Regions from separate parts of the Homo sapiens genome. Here region 1 is linked to region 2. A link is a contact called in ENCODE Hi-C data. All regions are on one chromosome and are shown on one strand. Each heading gives the region's core, a stretch centred on a gene start or an enhancer-like site at or near the end of the contact. The rest is flanking DNA. Distances are from core to core; before and after follow the strand shown. Region 1 holds the start of ATP1B1 (ATPase Na+/K+ transporting subunit beta 1). Region 2 holds the start of PRRC2C (proline rich coiled-coil 2C).

The links. Hi-C counts contacts between places; a loop is a spot of excess contacts on that map. Pooled maps may share reads with other maps.
Region 1: a loop to region 2 is called in a map of B cell, with 22 times the contacts of the local background. The contact joins the promoter of ATP1B1 here to the promoter of PRRC2C in region 2. A Hi-C loop is called at or near these places in 2 of 168 maps with a recorded cell type or tissue (B cell and OCI-LY7) and 8 of 50 pooled maps.

What each region holds. Positions count from the first base shown.
Region 1 is chr1:169,105,046-169,108,062 of GRCh38, forward strand. It overlaps ATP1B1 (ATPase Na+/K+ transporting subunit beta 1), which reads left to right and starts at 1,645. Exons shown (of 6, transcript NM_001677.4): 1 at 1,645-1,881. The coding sequence starts at 1,785. RefSeq lists enhancers at 62-635, 1,126-1,420, 1,209-1,781, 1,782-2,354 and a silencer at 693-1,612.
Region 2 is chr1:171,484,185-171,487,223 of GRCh38, forward strand. It overlaps PRRC2C (proline rich coiled-coil 2C), which reads left to right and starts at 1,346. Exons shown (of 35, transcript NM_001387844.1): 1 at 1,346-1,551. RefSeq lists enhancers at 935-1,244, 1,151-1,899.

The DNA of each region.
Region 1 (3,017 bases), core at 395-2,894, 2.4 Mb before region 2:
GGTCCTGCAGGCGAGCTTGGAGAAGGATTAGAAAAATGCTCATTCTTAATCAGTTCGGGCTTGTCTTTATGCCAGCGAGGTTGACCTTGGGGACAGAAGGGTGGCCAGGATAAGGACAAGCATCCTGGTATTGGGGAATTCTCTGATATGGGGCTGGGACGTCAAGATGGGCCATGATGGCCCCTGGGGATAGGGCTTCTCTGCAGTGGAAGCAGAAGCATCCCGGTGTTTTCTGCTGTGTCACTGTCCTCAGAGGGATGTATAAAGCTGCTTGGGGGCTCATAGGAGAGGGATGAAACCAAGAGTTTGGCTTTCCAGCAACAGCGGACAAAGAGTGGGAAGGGGTACTCTATGCCCCAGGTCTGCAACATCTTGCCCTATGCGCTAGGTTTTCCCAAAGGTCCTTTGGCTCCAAGAATTTTACAGCAGAACAAAGGGATCGATACCCCCAAGGGGGCATAAAAGCATGCCAATGAGAATACCCGCCGCCGACCGGGCACCAAGAAAGTCCTCGGTGGCTGGGTCACGTGCAGATATTGTTGCCTGGGGTCTAGACTGGCCTGAGTCTCAATTGGTTTCTACGGGACAACTCACTGCGGGCTACCGCCCTGGGTGGGTTTGGCAATTGTCCTGCTCGAGGTGGTTCAGGCCGCCCACAAGGGGCACAGCCGGGCAGTCAGGAACCGGGGCTGCCGGCTGGGCTGGCCTGCAAAGAAGAGGGAAGGGCCGGAACTGCAACCGCAGTGGCGGGGAGTGCGAGGGGGCGGCAGGTGCAGGAGCGGGAGGCGGGGCGGAGCTGGGCAGAGTCCTCGCCAGTCCGGCGTCCCGGAGTGACCTTCCCCCACCCCGCCAGCGCCCAGGAGGGGTGGACCCACAGCCCAGGGAGGCCGAAAGCGCGGGCGGGCAGGCAGAGGCGTGGAGGCTGGGCCAGGACTGCCGGGCTGGGGTCCTCGAGGCTCCGGGCGACCCAGGTGCGGATCCCCCAGCCACGGAAGGGGCGGTTCACGCCCAGCCGGGAGCTGGGAGGGGGCTGCGCGGCGCTGCCTGCGCGTCCCTCACCGCCGCCCCCGCCTCCTCCTCGCCCCGCGCCCAACGCCCCGCGCCCAGCGATCCAAGCGGCCCCTCTAGCCCCGGCGGCTCCTTTGTGCCGGCCCCGAACCCGCCCTCTCGGGCCGAGTCCCTGCCCCTGGCGCCGGCGATTGGCCACCGGGCCGCTAGAGGGCGGGGCGCACGGCCGCCGGGGCGCGGTATATAGTAAAGGTAGGGCGGGCGCAGCCAATTCCTCGGCTCCTGGCGGGAGTGCCGGTGGCGCCCCGCAGTCCGCTTGTCCGTCCTTCCCTCTCTGACTCTCCTACCCCGGGCCTGTCTCTGCAGAGGTCAGGGGAGGCGGGGGCCCAGCACACGTCCCCAGTGGCAGCGGGAGCGGCAGCTACGGGTTCGCGGAGCCCCCGACCCCCCAAGGGCTAGAGGAGCGCTCGGCGGACCAAAGAAAGCCCGCGAGCGGCTGCGCGCCCACCAATAGGTGCGGGGCTCGGAGCCGCGCAGCCTGCGCCGTCCCTCCCTCCGCCCCCGCCCCGCCGCCGCCGCCGCCGCCGCCTCCCCCTCCTCCTGCTCCTGCCTTGGCTCCTCCGCCGCGCGTCTCGCACTCCGAGAGCCGCAGCGGCAGCGGCGCGTCCTGCCTGCAGAGAGCCAGGCCGGAGAAGCCGAGCGGCGCAGAGGACGCCAGGGCGCGCGCCGCAGCCACCCACCCTCCGGACCGCGGCAGCTGCTGACCCGCCATCGCCATGGCCCGCGGGAAAGCCAAGGAGGAGGGCAGCTGGAAGAAATTCATCTGGAACTCAGAGAAGAAGGAGTTTCTGGGCAGGACCGGTGGCAGTTGGTGTAAGTACGGGGTCCGCAGCTCCCGGCCGCCGCGTCTGATCTTTCCCGGGCGGCGCATCCCCTGCGCAGGGTCCGCGGCCGGTTCCGCACCCACCGCGCTGGCCGGGGTGGCGGGGGCGAGGGTGGTGGACGCTGCTGGGTCGCGCCGGCCTGGGCTTGCAGTCCTGTGCGGAATGCGGTGTCCCCAGAGTGGGGCGCAGGGTCGGGGCTGGAACACGACAGGCGGAAGGTTATGCATATCGTAGCGATCTTGGCTTGGTAATTTGCAGTCTTTCCTACCGTGCATCGGTTGAGCCTTTTACTCCTGGGAATAGTCAGGCTCTGCGAGACTACATTTGTCTCTCCCGTGTCCTGAGTCCTTAAAAAAAAAATGAGATCTGGGGTCTTGAGAGAACCTCGTGAGGTGATGGGATCTAATGCAGACGAGGTTGTGTGTTACAGCATCTTTCTTCTAGTCTAAATACGTATCTCAAAAGAGAGGAAAGAGAAGGGTGGAGAGGAATCCATCCACACTGTAGTATTTCACAGCGATGGCTAAGGATTTCCCTCCATGACCTCCCCTGGAGTCATCACCACCCAGAAATGGTTCAATAAGCTCCATTTCAGGACTCCGATTCTTAGCTTTGGCCCGAAACCTGGCAAAGTCTGGTTGTTTTCAAGGTCTACACAGACAGTTGTGGATCAGTCAGTAGGTTGGGTTGATTATGGTGAAGGGAATATAAACGCAGAGCAGCTGATCTTAAAATATTTTGTGCAGCCTGTTGCTTGGTTGGATAGACTTTTTTCCATCGAAAATTAGATTTCTTGTTTTCAGCCTCTCCGGAAAGGTGACTTTTTTTTTTTTAAAAAAAAGGTCATTTTGAAGGGCAGAGTTGTAGGCGAATCTATGAGTCGTGACTGCGTGAGGGAAGGAGGGAGGGAACTCCCCCTGCTGCATCACTGCCCCCTCCTCCTCCAACATCATCATCATCATCATCATCATCATGACCATCACCACCAACACCACTGGCACCACCACTGCAGTCATTCAGGGAGTCCTGAACAGAGGCCGATTGGTGTTCCTGCTTGGGAGGATCTGTGGGAATCGGCAGGAGAATGAGTCAGGGAAATAGTGCTTAGCTGACATTTTGAAATGG
Region 2 (3,039 bases), core at 96-2,595:
TGACCTGTGATTATGCCACTACACTCCAGCCTGGGCAGCAAAGTGAGACCCTGCCTCCAAAAAAACAAAGAAAGATGTTTCTGTGACCAGGACACTATAGACCAGATCCTAGAAGGTTGTAGAAATTCACTAAAGTAATGCTTCCTTGTCCTCTTGTGGATGATCAGTAGGCTTTCCCCTGGCAATGACCCTATATCAATAAAAAAACTTTTTCTTTTCTTCTTTTCTATTTTTTCGAGAAAGAGTCTCGCTGCAGCCTCAACCTCCTGTGCTCAAGTGATCCTTTTGCCTCCAGCCTCCCAGGTAGCTAGGACTATAAGCATGTGCCACTATGCCTAGCTAGCTTTTTTTCTTTTTAATTTTTTTGCAGAGGTAGGGTCTCACTATGTTGCCCAGATTGGTCTTGAACTCCTGGTCTCAAGCAATCCTTTTGCCTTGACCTACCAAAGTATTAGTATTACAGGCATGAGCCACCAAGCAAGTCCAGACTTTTCTACTTCAAATTAATATTAGTGGGGAGGGAGGTGTTCATAATTTACCTCTCTTTATTATTTCATTTATTCTAACATTGCTACAGTGACAATTCCATGGACATACACCAGCTACTGGCGGGGAAGATCGTTCAGACCAGAAGTGGTAAGAAATCCTTGAATTTTAAATATGTCATAGGTAGTTCACAAAGAGGACAAAAGATACCATTTACTAAACATTCGCCATCTGTTCTGACATAATATTATCATCATTGTAGTCTCCCACTTCCAGATACACTCATCTGCCTATGTTACACTTGCCTAGTAAAAGCCAGCATGGGTGAATCTTACTATTCAACGGAGCTGAACACTGTGATGGAGAGATCATATAAATAAACTGAATGGCTTATCTCACATCCATAATTAGAAACTTAAAAAGTGCTCTCAGCAGCCCATGCTACTCTGTTCCTCACACTAGTTTTACTTTCACTCTCTGTGATAACTTTTCAATACACCAAGACTTCTCAGCTTGCCCCAAATTCACTGAGACATACTGGCGAACTGCTGGTTCAACCATTTACACATCCACCCACCAGACATAAGAGTGCTCATTTCACTGAGGCTTATTATCAACTTGTAAACGTGGTCAATTCAAGACTTCTTAGAAAGGTCTCAGGTCCAAGCTTTGTCCTGAAAAGATAATTCTGATTGCAGAAACTCCCTCCGTCCAGCAGGAAGCGCCAGCACCCTCTGTCGGGGTTGGGCCGCCACGGAGGCTTCACGTGATCCGGCCGTCTCTGCGCAGGAGTGTGGTCTTGCGGAGATTTGACCTACGTACTTAGCGTCATGACGTAGTACGTAGGGGCTGGCTAGCCGCCATCTTGCTTCTTTTTCTCGCTCGCTCGCTCCCCCTCGGAAAGCTGCGAAAGTGCTTTGGCGGTTTGTCCATCCGCAGCTTCGGCTTTTCCAGTCTGGTGGCCCTTCCGGCCACCCCTTTAACCCCAGCTTTCCCTCCCCCTTCTTTCGATCAGAGATCGGCGGAGACCCTCGAAGTGCGCAAACTTGACACTCACCCTGACCGGTAAGGAAAGCGAGGGTGTGGGGGCCGCGATCAAAGAGGGCCCCATCGGGAACGGCCAGAGTGCGGCCTGGGGCGTGGGAGCGCACCCAGACCCTGGCGCCCGGAGGCTAGGGGGCCGCGTGGAGAGGGCCTTGGGTCCGGGCATTTCCCTTCTGTTTGGTTACCATCATCTCTGTGTCTGGGGAAGTCGGCCTCCAGCTTGGGGAGCGGGAAACCGGAGTCAGACCCGCCCCATGTGGTCTGCAGCGGGAGTTCTGGACCGGTCTGTCTTGCTCCCACCTAGACCCCAGTCCTGGCCCTGCGAGGGGATTACGCATGTTGCCGGGTAAGCGAAGGGGGTTTCCGTCTTCCTGGACTGGCGGACGTGAAGTCTTTTTTTTTTTTTTTTTTTTTTAGTGTCGGGTATGCGTTTCCCCAAACAACTGAAGGACTCAGCCGGGGCTTTCACTGTCTACCTCTTCCTGTGTAGTGAGGGTGGGACTTGCAATGAGCAATGTATGGGAGGGTCTGGTTTAAAGACCTGGTTAGATGAGAGGCTCTTCGGGGAATCAAGACCAACCCTACTTCCGCTAGGGAAGTGCTGCCCAACTCCGGAGGAGGATTTGGGTAGTCTTTTCACACTCTAGGCCGCTCCATCCTCTAACTTGCGTGGTGAATCTCGGTAGCTCCCTGTCTTTGAGATAGCGTTGATATTGGTGGTGTCAGGGTAAAGGCCCCGTTTTAGGACTGAAGAAAAGGGCATGGGGCCACTATAGAGACATTGATAGAGTCTTCCTTCCTTTGCATGAGAGGAGTACCTTTAATTTAAAGGGATGTATGTGTGTTTTGACATTATTTGGGATCTTTTGAGGGTCTGACATGCCTGATGTTTGCTGGCTTATAAAGCTACCTGGATTTCCGCATTGGCTGGTTTTCAGCCTGGGTTCATAGATTCATACCTCGTTAGAGTACTTAGAATTGTACAGTAGGCGGCTCTGCTGTAAGATTTTCATTTGGAATGCACCAGAAGAATCGGAGGATTTTTTGATTGTTGAGTACTTAATAGCTTACTCCTGCAAATAAAAATAATAGGGTGATACTAAGCACCTACCAAGCCTAACCCCACCATTTTTCAAAACTAGATTTCACCTCCCATATTGGTAATTAAGATGCTGCTTTGACTGGAGCCATTTTTAGGTGTGTGTCACAGATGCACTGCAGCATCTTTTCTGGCTCACCCCAAATGCATTGATCCCCTAAAAAATTAGGAATAAATTGAACTTGAATTTTGTCTTTAGCATGTAGTCAAATAGTAATTCTCTCCTTTTCTGTAAGTGGATTTTCAGAATATAGCCTTTTTAAGTGATTGTGTTTGCTCTGCTTAGCTTATGTGTGGCTGTTCTCCATTAGGTGACCTTTTGCTATACACTGAGCACAGTAATAAGTCCTTTTCATACATTTTTTTTTTAATCTCCACAACAGACCTTTGAGAAAAGTGCTATTAAGATC